2 separate regions of the Homo sapiens genome follow, and region 2 is linked to region 1. A link is an interaction called in ENCODE POLR2A ChIA-PET data of the cell type or tissue named here. Cell type or tissue: CD4-positive, alpha-beta T cell. All regions are shown on one strand. Links, peaks and the distances in the headings refer to the core of each region. The heading gives the core; the rest is flanking DNA.

Region 1 (5,380 bases), core at 298-5,297:
GGTGAACAAAATCTCACAGGGCAAATACCTAGTTTGTTTGGTAGGGGTGCACCTTACTCGGAGGAGGACCATGGGCAAGACCTGATCTTAACTTAGATGAGTTTCTTGGCAAAATTTCTTCAGCAGCTGTTTGAGTATCCAGTTCATGCACTCCACTTTACCTGAGCTCTGCAGCCTATAGGCTGTATATAATTTCCACTTTGTTTTTAATAATCGAGTTAAGTTCTGAACTATTTCAGCCACAAATGTTGGTCCATTGTCTGATTCTAGAGTTAGAGGCAGTCTAAATCTGGGAATAATGTTTCTTAACAACATGTTGGTCACCTCTAGTGCCTTCTCTGTCTGGGTGGGGAAGGTCTTGACCTATCCTGAAAAGGTGCAAATGAACAGCAACATGTACTGATAGCCCCCCTCTCAGGGCAATTCGGTGAAGTCCATGAGCAGTTTTTCACAGGGTATGGCTCCTGTTTTCTGAACTCCCAGGGGCTGCGTAGGCCCTTGTCGTGGATTGTTCTGAACACAAGTTAAACACTGTTTGTTTATAAATGACTTGAGTAATAGCAATGAGCCATGGCACACAGAAAATGATGCCCTAATAATGTCTTCAGTGCTGGTTTTTTTTTTTTTTTTTTTTTTTTTTTCCAATGTGAGTTCCTTGGTGGAACTGTTTTACAAATCTAGGGGCCACCATTTCAGGTATGGCTAGCCTCACATTGGAGATTTTTTACCATTCTCCTTCAATGTAGTTTCTATTTTCCTGGGCAAACCAAGCCCTTTCATTTGGAGTGTAGCTTGGGATCTCTGGGAAGGGAATCTCCAGGAGGAAAGGTATAGCTAAGGCTTCTTTACAAGGTGGAGTTGTCACTGCAGCCTGCTTTGCCTCTTTGTCTGCCTTTCTGTTTTCTTTAGCCTTCAGTGTTCTTGCTTTTTGGTGCCCTTTGCAATGCATTACTGCTACCTTTTTGGGGGCCTATACAGCATTTAAGAGCTGTAGAATTTCTTCCTTGTACTTTATTTCTTTACTTCCAGCAGCTAAAAGTCTTCTTTTTTCTTTGTAAATAGACTCATGAACATGCAAAGTGGCAGAAGCATATTTGGAATCTGCGTAAATATTTGCCTTCTGGTCTTTTGCTAGCCAGAGAGCTATTAGCTTTGCTTTCTAAGCAGAAGTTCTTGTAGGCAAAGACTGCACCTCTACTACTGAGTTCAAAGTTACCACTGCATATCTAGCTTGGCAGACTCCCTTTAGTATGAAACTGCTTCCATTAGTAAAATATTCAATGTCCGGGTCCCTGAGGGGCTGATCTGTCAAATCTCTCCGGCTTGAGAACACTTCATCTACCACGTCCATACAGCAATGAAGGGGGCCTCCTGGCACTGACTTGATGAGGAAGGAGCAAGGTAGCTCCTTGCTCCTTTAGGAGCTCCTTTAGGGTATTCACAGTCTCTAAAGTCAGTTTATTAGCTTCCTGCGCCAGTAGGGCAGTGGCAGCTAGTGCTTTAAAACAAAGAGGTCATCAAAGTGCCACAGAATCTAATTGCTGGATAAGTATGTCACCGGGTGATGCCATGACCTTATGGCTTGAGTTAGAACCTTTATGGCGTCCCTTTCACTTGTGGGCATACAAGAAGAAAAGCTTAGTTAGTTAGATCTGGTAACCCTAAAGCTGGGGCCTGAGTCAAGGCTTTTTTTTTTATTTCCTTAAAAGCCTTTTCCTGGTTGGCCTTCCAGAGAAGGGGCTCCTTCTTTCCTCCCCTTTGTGGCTTCGTATAATGGCTTATCCATGAGCAAGAAATTTGGGATCTAAATGCGGCAGAACCTTGCTGCCCCTAGGAACTTTTTTATCTGATGCCTGGTGGTTGGAGTAGGAAGTGCATAAACAGCCTGCTTTTGTTCACTACTAAGCCATCTTTTCTCTTGGCTTATGTAAAAGCTTAAATACTGGACACTTTTAGAGCAGATTTGAGTCTTTTTTCCTGACACTTTATATCCTGCCTTTTACAGCAGGTGCAGAAGGTCTTGGGTTCCTCCTGGGTGCAGTAGCCCTTGGCTGGTGATTTTCTTATACCATCGCCCTAACCATTTTCCTTATTCTTTTGACATTCATCTTTTCAGTGTCCTTTCCTTTTGCACCGTGCACATTAATCTCTCTTTAGCCTCGGCAGGCCTTCAAATTCTTGTCCAGAATAGCCTCTTCCACGACTACGTTCATGCCCGCGTCCAAGCCTCCTTGCAAAGTCAGCTTCTCTTCCTCTAAGGGCTGCTGCTAGCAAATTAGCCTTTCTTAATGATCAGCCTCCTTTTTTGCCTCCTGATCTCGGTTAATGTACACCTTGGTAGCCACTTTAATAAGCTGAGTGGCATTGACGCCTGCGGAGCTTCTAACTTCCGCAATTTTTGCCTGATATCTCCCTGGGCTTGCCTTACAAACGCCATATTCACCATGCGCTGATTTTCAGCAGCCTCGGGGTTAAATGGAGTGTACAACCAAAATGCGTCACAAAGTCTTTTATAAAACTGGCTGGTGCTTTTATCTGTACCCTGGAGCACCTCTGAGATTTTTTCTATATTGATTGCCTTTCTCTTCTACCATCTTTTAGCCTTTGCAGAAGTGCTTCTCTGCATCTTTGCAGGCACAGAAGCTGGACTGCATCATCTGGGTCCTAGTGGGGGTCCACTTGTCCTCTTAAGAGGTATAAGCATAACTTGGGCACGGACAGACCTGAGATAGCCTGCCTGACTTTTCAAATCTTTCACTTTAACTTCCTGGAGCTCTGATTTCTCCTTCTCGGGTGAGACTGGGAACATGTATTGGTTTGAACTTAACTTCTTAGGGGCAGTTAGGCTTGGTAAAGGGGGGGTAGATTGTCCCGTTATTCTTGCAAAACCAATTTTTTTGCCTTTCCTGAGACTTTTCTTTTGTCTCTATAGCTGCCAGGGCAGCTGATTTTTACCTTCACTTTTGGCTCGGCTGTGCTACAAGCCCCTGTGACTTTCCTTTTAACTCTGTAGCTGCCAGCGCAGCTGATTTCTCTTGGCTTGAGCTGCGAGCATTCTGCAATAAACTGCTAGGCAGGGCTGCATCTATTTAGCCATGAGTAAATATAAAGTCTTTGTCTGAATGTCCTGGCTGTCCTCCCACCCTAGTCACCACCTTAAAACACATGGCCAATTTCTTTATCTATAGTGCCTTGGGCCAGGCAGCCACACTAAAAGAGGGCTATTCTAATTCACAGAGAGTTTTCAGCATCTGAGGGGTTAACTTGACTCCTTAATCTCCCGCAACGCCTTTTTTAAAGTTCTTTAGCATGCATTCCAAGGGGGTGGGTTTTGAGGATTTTCCTCCCATTTCCTCCCAGTAACAATGCATCACATTCAGTCTTCCCTTTCTCCCTTCAAGGCTCAGCACACTCCCTTTTCCTTTCCTTTTAGGCTGATCAGACCCAGTTGGTCCTATATGTTGCTCGGAGCATACAGCCTCTACTAAGAGACCTGCAGCCCCCTGCATGTCACTCCTCACATTGGTTTCTCCCGGAACCGTCTCTTTCACACACTTTCACAAACCTCCCCTGCCCCGGGACTCCTCATCAGATGAAACAAGTGTCTCTCGTGTCCCGGGTGGGTTCACATGCACCCACACACTCCCAGTTGGGGTGGCAAGCCACTCTTGCCACCCTGCCAGCAATCTCTACCTTGCTGCACTTGCCGCTCTATTGGCCCATTTCCTCCCCTTTTCCAGTTCCTGTCTCCAGATCCAGTGAACCACTTTCACTTTGTTAGTGGGGACAAGAGGTTCATCCAAATGGGCAAGACTCTCCTGCCGCCCCCAACCGCTCTGGGTTGGATTAGTGGTCATTCCCTGGGAAGTGATCAAGCTCCCCTTTGTCCTTAGGGGACGGGCTTCCCTGCCTTGGGCCCCAAAACCTTACCACGGTTCAGATGTCTGCCTGCTGCTCTTGAGATTGTCCTGCAACCCTCCAGGTTCTGATGCACCATCTGGGGAGGGGCGCTGGGGAGTGGAAGAGCCGTTTCCTTCTCTGGGCTTAAGTTCTTCCAGTGGTGCCTGAAGTTACAGGTCTCCCACTGCTGGGGCCCCAGACCACCTACAGGCAAAGGAGACAGCCAACCTGTCCTCTCCACGGCCTCCTGGCTGACTCACCAGAAATGTTGCGGGATTCAGGAGGACGAGAGAGACCTTGGGTTGAAACAGGAGAATCTTTATTGAGTGCACTCAGGCCCAGCTGACTCATGTCCAAAAGGCTGGGCCCAGAACAAAGACAGCACCTGACTTTCATACACACTTCACAAAACGGGGTGGGCTAGCTTGAAGCAAGCTTACAGTGGCATGAAAGGAGGGATCCAGAGGCAGGACAAAGACAGGATTGCATATGACCGTTGCCAAGCAACCCAGATGTTCCTTATCTAGGTTTGCCTGTGCAGGGGCTTATCCTATAACCTTCACTGTGGGGCCCAGGCAGCTGTAGTTCAGGCCTACTCAGGCTTCTCATGACTTTTTTTGTACTTCTTAGATAAAACAGAATACTTAAAATCACTAGTTACAGACAACAAGAATCTATAAACTCATTCCATAAAGCAAAGGAAAATTTGTTTTTCTTCTCCCTGTGTTGAGGGGGTGCTGGGAGAGTCTCCAGAGCACATTAGATAATATTATCAAGACTTTTCCTAGGTCTGGGCTGTGCCTGTTGCTGCCTCTTGGACAAGTTAGCCTAAAACAGGAAAACTTTTTTCTCTTTTTAATTTTATTTTTCTTTAATTTCTCACCTCAACACAAGATTATTTCAGAATAACCAGCAGTTTCCTTGACCTTTTGCTTGCTTTTCTGAATATTTTGAATATAACACATTACTTTCTATTTTATTCCAGAGTATGCAAATGTGAATGATGTGAAACATCACTGTACTGGAAGAATTGATATATTACTTTTAGTAATGTACCTGAGCTAAATGACTGAAGCCTTAGGGTACATAGAAGCCACAATAATTTGTATGACATTTGGAAGTGAATTAAATATTTTCAGACATGCTGATTTGACAGCCAGTGTTATATTTTTTAGACCAACACAAAGCACAATGATTACTCCAAACTCAGTATTTTCAAATTCACATATTTAAAGTCAGGGAGGCTACAATTTCTTTGTCAAAATTATGGGCTGCCATATTTATGTCTATTTCTTCATCTGTATTATTTGATACTCAGAATTTTTAAACTTCTGTAATTTCTGATTTTGTAGACTGTAATGTGTTCATTGCATTTATGAAGTAATATATAATTGTACAGTTTCTGTGAGTAAATGGAATGCTTGGGCTTTCAATACAGTATTCATATAAAGCAATAAATATTAATGTTATAAAAAATGTT
Region 2 (5,380 bases), core at 251-5,250, 160 kb before region 1:
AATAGCCCCTAGAATGAACACATCTTCTTTGTCAGGTGAACCTTTGTATAGGTAGGAGCGGCTAATAAATAACTGAAGAGTGAGAAAACATCAGGACTAATTTTACTTTTTGTTTTTACAAATTCACCTCTTTCTTAGAAGCTCTAAGATATTTGGCTATATTTGAAACGGTAAGAATTTTCTTGCCGGGAGTGGTGGCTCACGTCTATAATCCTCGCACTTTGGGAGGCCGAGGCGGGCGGATCACGAGGTCAGGAGATCGAGACCATCCTGGCTAAAATGGTGAAACCCCGTCTCTACTAAAAATACAAAAAAAAATTAGCCGGGCGAGGTGGCGGGCGCCTGTAGTCCCAGCTACTCGGGAGGCTGAGGCAGGAGAATGGCGTGAAGCCGGGAGGCGGAGCTTGCGGTGAGCCGAGATCGCACCACTGCACTCCAGCCTGGGCTATAGGCAAGACTCCGTCTCAAAAAAAAAAAAAAAAAAGAAGAATTTTCTTTTGATAGGAATAACAACTGGAATACTGTTTTGGAACTTTTTCTAAGCTTTATCTTTCCAAAACTGACATCAATTTTTTAATTTAAGGTCTCAAATTATAATAATATATCTTGGCTAACTCATAATATTTATTGTTTCTGCCCTCTTAGGGGGTATTTGTTCTGCTTTATCCTTAATCTTTTTATTCTAAACTGCATTAAATACTATTCATCATGTTATAAACTGCCTGAAGTTTTCATAGGATATTTTTTGCTTTTTCCATCAATTTGGGCTATGCTTTTTATCTTGAAGGGGGATTAAAAAATGTTCTGTGACCTCAAAAGTGACCAGTAATAAAGCACAAAATAACTATTTAGGGGTGACATAGTGATTCTCAAGCCTTTCATCCTTTAATAATTGAAATTTAGCTGAAAGTGTAGATGTCAGCAGAGTATGTGAGGAACAGTAGATTATTTCTCACAATGGACATGACTCCATTTAAGCTTTTCATTCATAGTTTGCTAATGAATATGCACTACCATGGCCGTAAGTGTCACTTAAAACCATCTTTTTTTCTATTGTAGGTTGATGCTCACCTTAAGAGTGAGCAAACAGAAGCAAGCACCAGGCAAAATTCCCAAGTACTGCTATCAGAAACTGGAATTTATGATAATGACCCTGACCTTTGTTTCAGGATGCAGGAAGGGTCTGAAGTTTATTCTAATCCATGCCTGGAAGAAAACAAACCAGGCATTGTTTATGCTTCCCTGAACCATTCTGTCATTGGACCGAACTCAAGACTGGCAAGAAATGTAAAAGAAGCACCAACAGAATATGCATCCATATGTGTGAGGAGTTAAGTCTGTTTCTGACTCCAACAGGGACCATTGAATGATCAGCATGTTGACATCATTGTCTGGGCTCAACAGGATGTCAAATAATATTTCTCAATTTGAGAATTTTTACTTTAGAAATGTTCATGTTAGTGCTTGGGTCTTAAGGGTCCATAGGATAAATGATTAAAATTTCTCTCAGAAACTTATTTGGGAGCTTTTTATATTATAGCCTTGAATAACAAAATCTCTCCAAAACTGGTTGACATCATGAGTAGCAGAATAGTAGAACGTTTAAACTTAGCTACATTTTACCCAATATACAAACTCGATCTTGCCTTTGAAGCTATTGGAAAGACTTGTAGGGAAAAGAGGTTTGTGTTACCTGCATCAGTTCACTACACACTCTTGAAAACAAAATGTCCCAATTTGACTAACCAACCATAAATACAGTAATGATTGTATATTTCAAGTCAGTCTTCCAAAATAAGAAATTTTTGCTGTGTCAGTCTAAGAATGGTGTTTCTTAAATGCAAAGGAGAAATCATTTTAGGCTTGATGTAAGAAAATGAAAATAATAAATGGTGCAATAAAAATATAGAATATACCAATTGGATATAGGGTAGATGTTCCACATACCTGGCAAACAAATGCTTATATCTACTCTGTTAGATTGATAAGCAAATATAGGTATTAATGGAGCAGTCAACGTATAGCACATTTATGAGGAAAGTAGAGACTCACTGGGTCACATAGACTAATGGATAGGAATGTGACATAATGCTGCTGAATTAATATACTTATGGGCATCTGAATAGTTTAAAAGTTAGTCAGAATAGGTATCACTGGGCAAGTGAAGATAGCTTAAACTGCTTCATGCTTGACTTGATAGCAAGTTAAAGTGCAATTAATGGAATGGAGGAAAACCCAGAATATTTAATTGGTCTGTAGGGGTCAATTTGCTTTCATTCACCACATCTGCATCTTGCTGTTCTTCTTACTAAGGAATCAGGGCAAATCATCTGTAGTGACATATTTTAGTTTGCTAATCATTTATTTTAAAATACTGAGGTTGCAGCCACTTAAGAGTATAGCAAAAGATGGATTCAGATTTTTGGACTTTCCAAAGTACTTGAGTTAAACTATTTCAAAAATAGCCTATAATTTTATTCAACAGTTTGAGGCTATTCGAATTCTCAGGTGCTGCTACTGAATAATGTAATAGTCTTCATACAAAGTGGATAGCAAAGGTTAAAATCCATTTCAACAAATATGTGAGCTGAGCTGCTGCACAAAGGAATGTGATGTGTGTGTGTGTGTGTGTGTGTGTGTGTGTTAGGTGGGGTGGGTGACAACAGAAATGGTGCACGAGAAACTGATCAAATTGACATTATATTTTCAGTTTGCTTATGAAGCTCAAAATACTAGAGTAAATGGGTCATTAAAGAAAATAATATGTGAAATTATGGAGTTTAGAATACAAGTGGGGTATATATACAAAAAGACAAAACTGAGGTTTTGTGGTGGAGAGATTTTCTTAAGTAACACTGGCATTAAGTTTTAGCTCCTTAGATTTGGGGGTGCAAATATTCTTTTGAGTCACTGTTATTTTGCCAATTACACCTAGAATTTCAAGCAACCAATTCGAGATAGGCTGTTTTAGCCAGGCTGCATTTGTGGACAACTTATGTAAGAAAGACATGTTAGAATAGCTGCTTGTGGTATTCTTAAAAATAGAAACAGGAAATATGGGGAGGATACATTTAGCTGTCCTCTTATCAGATGAACACACGAAATTGAACAGTTCCTTCATGATTCTCTCAAACTTAAAAGCAAAATATTTCTGTCTTATTTAAAATATCCTTAGTATGTCTTATAGTAAAGATAATGCTGATAATGATTTCATCTCTAAGATGTATTAATATATTTGTACTGTTTGCCAAAATCACAAATCATTTATGTTTTTATTCCTTTTCAAAATGGTGTCAGAGACATACATGCATTTTCCCAAATGACTCTACTTCACTATTATTTACATGGCTTATTTCATTAGTTTATAGAGGGTTTGAGAAAAAGAATATGTAGATAATTTAATGGTTTTTCACAAATTTTAAGCTTGTGATTGTGCTCAATGAGAAGGTAAAGTTATTAAAACTTATTTGAAATCAATTTGGCATCTGATTTTGTACCCCAAAATGTGTGGACATGAATAGAATACTGATTCTTAAACCCCCTGACACATAAAAGCGACCCGAATAACTTGCTAAACTGCAGACTATTAACTTGCAGCACTAAGAAATTCTGATTCAGGAGGTCTAGAAAATGGCTCTTTAATCATCATCTTTAAAAGACATGCCAACCAATTTTAATATGTTTCCCAGTGTCCACAATTTGAGAAAACTAGTAGAGGCTAGGTTTGGTATATGTGGTTTATTTGATCAGTTTTGTGCACCAACCAAAACTATCTAGTCCCCAGAATGAATTCTCTGGCGCGATCATATCTATTTTGCTAAATATATAAACTTTTTTCAGAGCACTTTTAGGTTCAGCAAAGCTAAGCGGTGAGCATTGAGAGTTTCTATACCGTCTTCCCCCACACATGCACAGTTTCTCCCATCATCAACATCCTGTACTTCAGTGGTGCCTTTGTTACAATCAGTAACTAGAATTGACATGTCATTATCAACCAAAGTTCATGGGTTACATGAGGGTTCACACTTGCAGTTCTTTGGGTTTTGACATGTATAATGACTTGTATCCACCATTATAGTGATTTACAGAATAGTTTCACTGTCCTAAAAATCCTCTGTGCTCTACTCATTTATCACTCCCTCCAAGCCCCTGACAACCACTGCCTCTATTGCTTTGCCTTTTCCAGAGTGCCGTACAGTTGGCATCATGCCCCATGTAGCCTTTTCAGATTTGCTTCTTTCACTTAGTAATATGCATTTAAGTTTCCCCCATGTCTTATCATGGCTTGATAGTTCATTTCTTTTTAATGGTGAATAATATTCCACTGTCAGAATGTACCACAGTTTATCTGTTCATCTACTGAAGGACATTTTTGTTGCTTCCAAGTTTTGACAATTATGAATAAAACTGCTCTAAACATTTGTGTGCAGGGTTTTAGAAAAACTTCAATTTGAAATTCAGGGGTACATGGGCAGATTTGTTATACAGGTAAACCAGTGTCATGGAAAGTTTGTTGTATAGATTATTTTATCACCCAAGTATTAAGCCTATTAGTACCCATTAGTTATTTTATCTGATCTTCTCCCTCCTCCCACTCTCCACCCTCTAGTGGGCCTTAATGTCTGTTGTTCCCCTCTATATTTCCATGTGTTCTCATCATTTAGCTCCCACTTATTTTTTTTTTAATTTTTTATTTTTTTTTTTGAGACGGAGTCTCGCTCTGTCCCCCAGGCTGGAGTGCAGTGGCGTGATCTCGGCTCACTGCAAGCTCTGCCTCCCGGGTTCACGCCATTCTCCTGCCTCAGCCTCCCGAGTAGCTGGGACTACAGGCACCCGCCACCACGCTTGGCTAATTTTCTAATTTTTTTTTGTATTTTTTAGTAGAGACGGGGTTTCACCCTGTTAGCCAGGATGGTCTCGATCTCCTGACCTTGTGATCCGCCCACCTTGGCCTCCCAAAGTGCTGGGATTACAGGCTTGAGCCACTGCGCCCGGCCATTTAGCTCCCACTTATAAGTGAGAACATGCAATAGTCTTTAGTTTGCTAAGGGTAATGGCTTCTAGTTCCATCGATGTTCCTGAAAAGGACATGATCTCATTCTTTTTCATGGCTGCATAGTGTTTCATGGTGTATATGTACCACATTTTCTTTATCCAGTCTTCCATTAATGGACATTTGGTTGATTCCATGCTTTGCTATTGTGAGTAGTGCTACAGTGAACATAAGCATGTATTTGTCTTTAAAACAGAACAATTTATATTCCTTTGGATATATACCCAGTAATGGGATTGCTGGGTCAAATGGTAGTTCTGTTTTCAGCTCTTTGAGGAATTGCCACACTGCTTTCCACAATGGTTAAACTAATTTACACTCTCACCA

Evidence for each region. Peaks named below come from ENCODE experiments on the same cell type or tissue, not always from the same donor. Only the 100,000 strongest peaks of a DNase experiment are listed, where the experiment ranks them.
Region 2: POLR2A ChIA-PET joins it to region 1 with 5 read pairs; 2 of 35 experiments call an interaction of 5 or more read pairs at or near these places.

Annotation. Positions count from the first base shown.
Region 1 is chr3:112,301,265-112,306,644 of GRCh38, reverse strand. It overlaps LOC105374042 (a long non-coding RNA gene), which reads right to left and starts at 4,167. Exons shown (of 5, transcript NR_147411.1): 1 at 3,931-4,167. RefSeq lists an enhancer at 3,648-4,520. In CD4-positive, alpha-beta T cell, for the core only: a CTCF peak has its summit at 1,853; a DNase peak (open chromatin) is centred at 2,484; H3K4me3 peaks cover 1,179 bases.
Region 2 is chr3:112,462,063-112,467,442 of GRCh38, reverse strand. BTLA (B and T lymphocyte associated) reads left to right here. Exons shown (of 5, transcript NM_181780.4): 5 at 1,060-3,477. The coding sequence ends at 1,335. Among named protein-coding and RNA genes, the nearest start is that of BTLA, 35 kb to the left of the region's middle. RefSeq lists enhancers at 836-1,351, 3,789-3,928. In CD4-positive, alpha-beta T cell, for the core only: no CTCF peak of the experiment used is centred there; a DNase peak (open chromatin) is centred at 3,002; H3K27ac peaks cover 3,307 bases.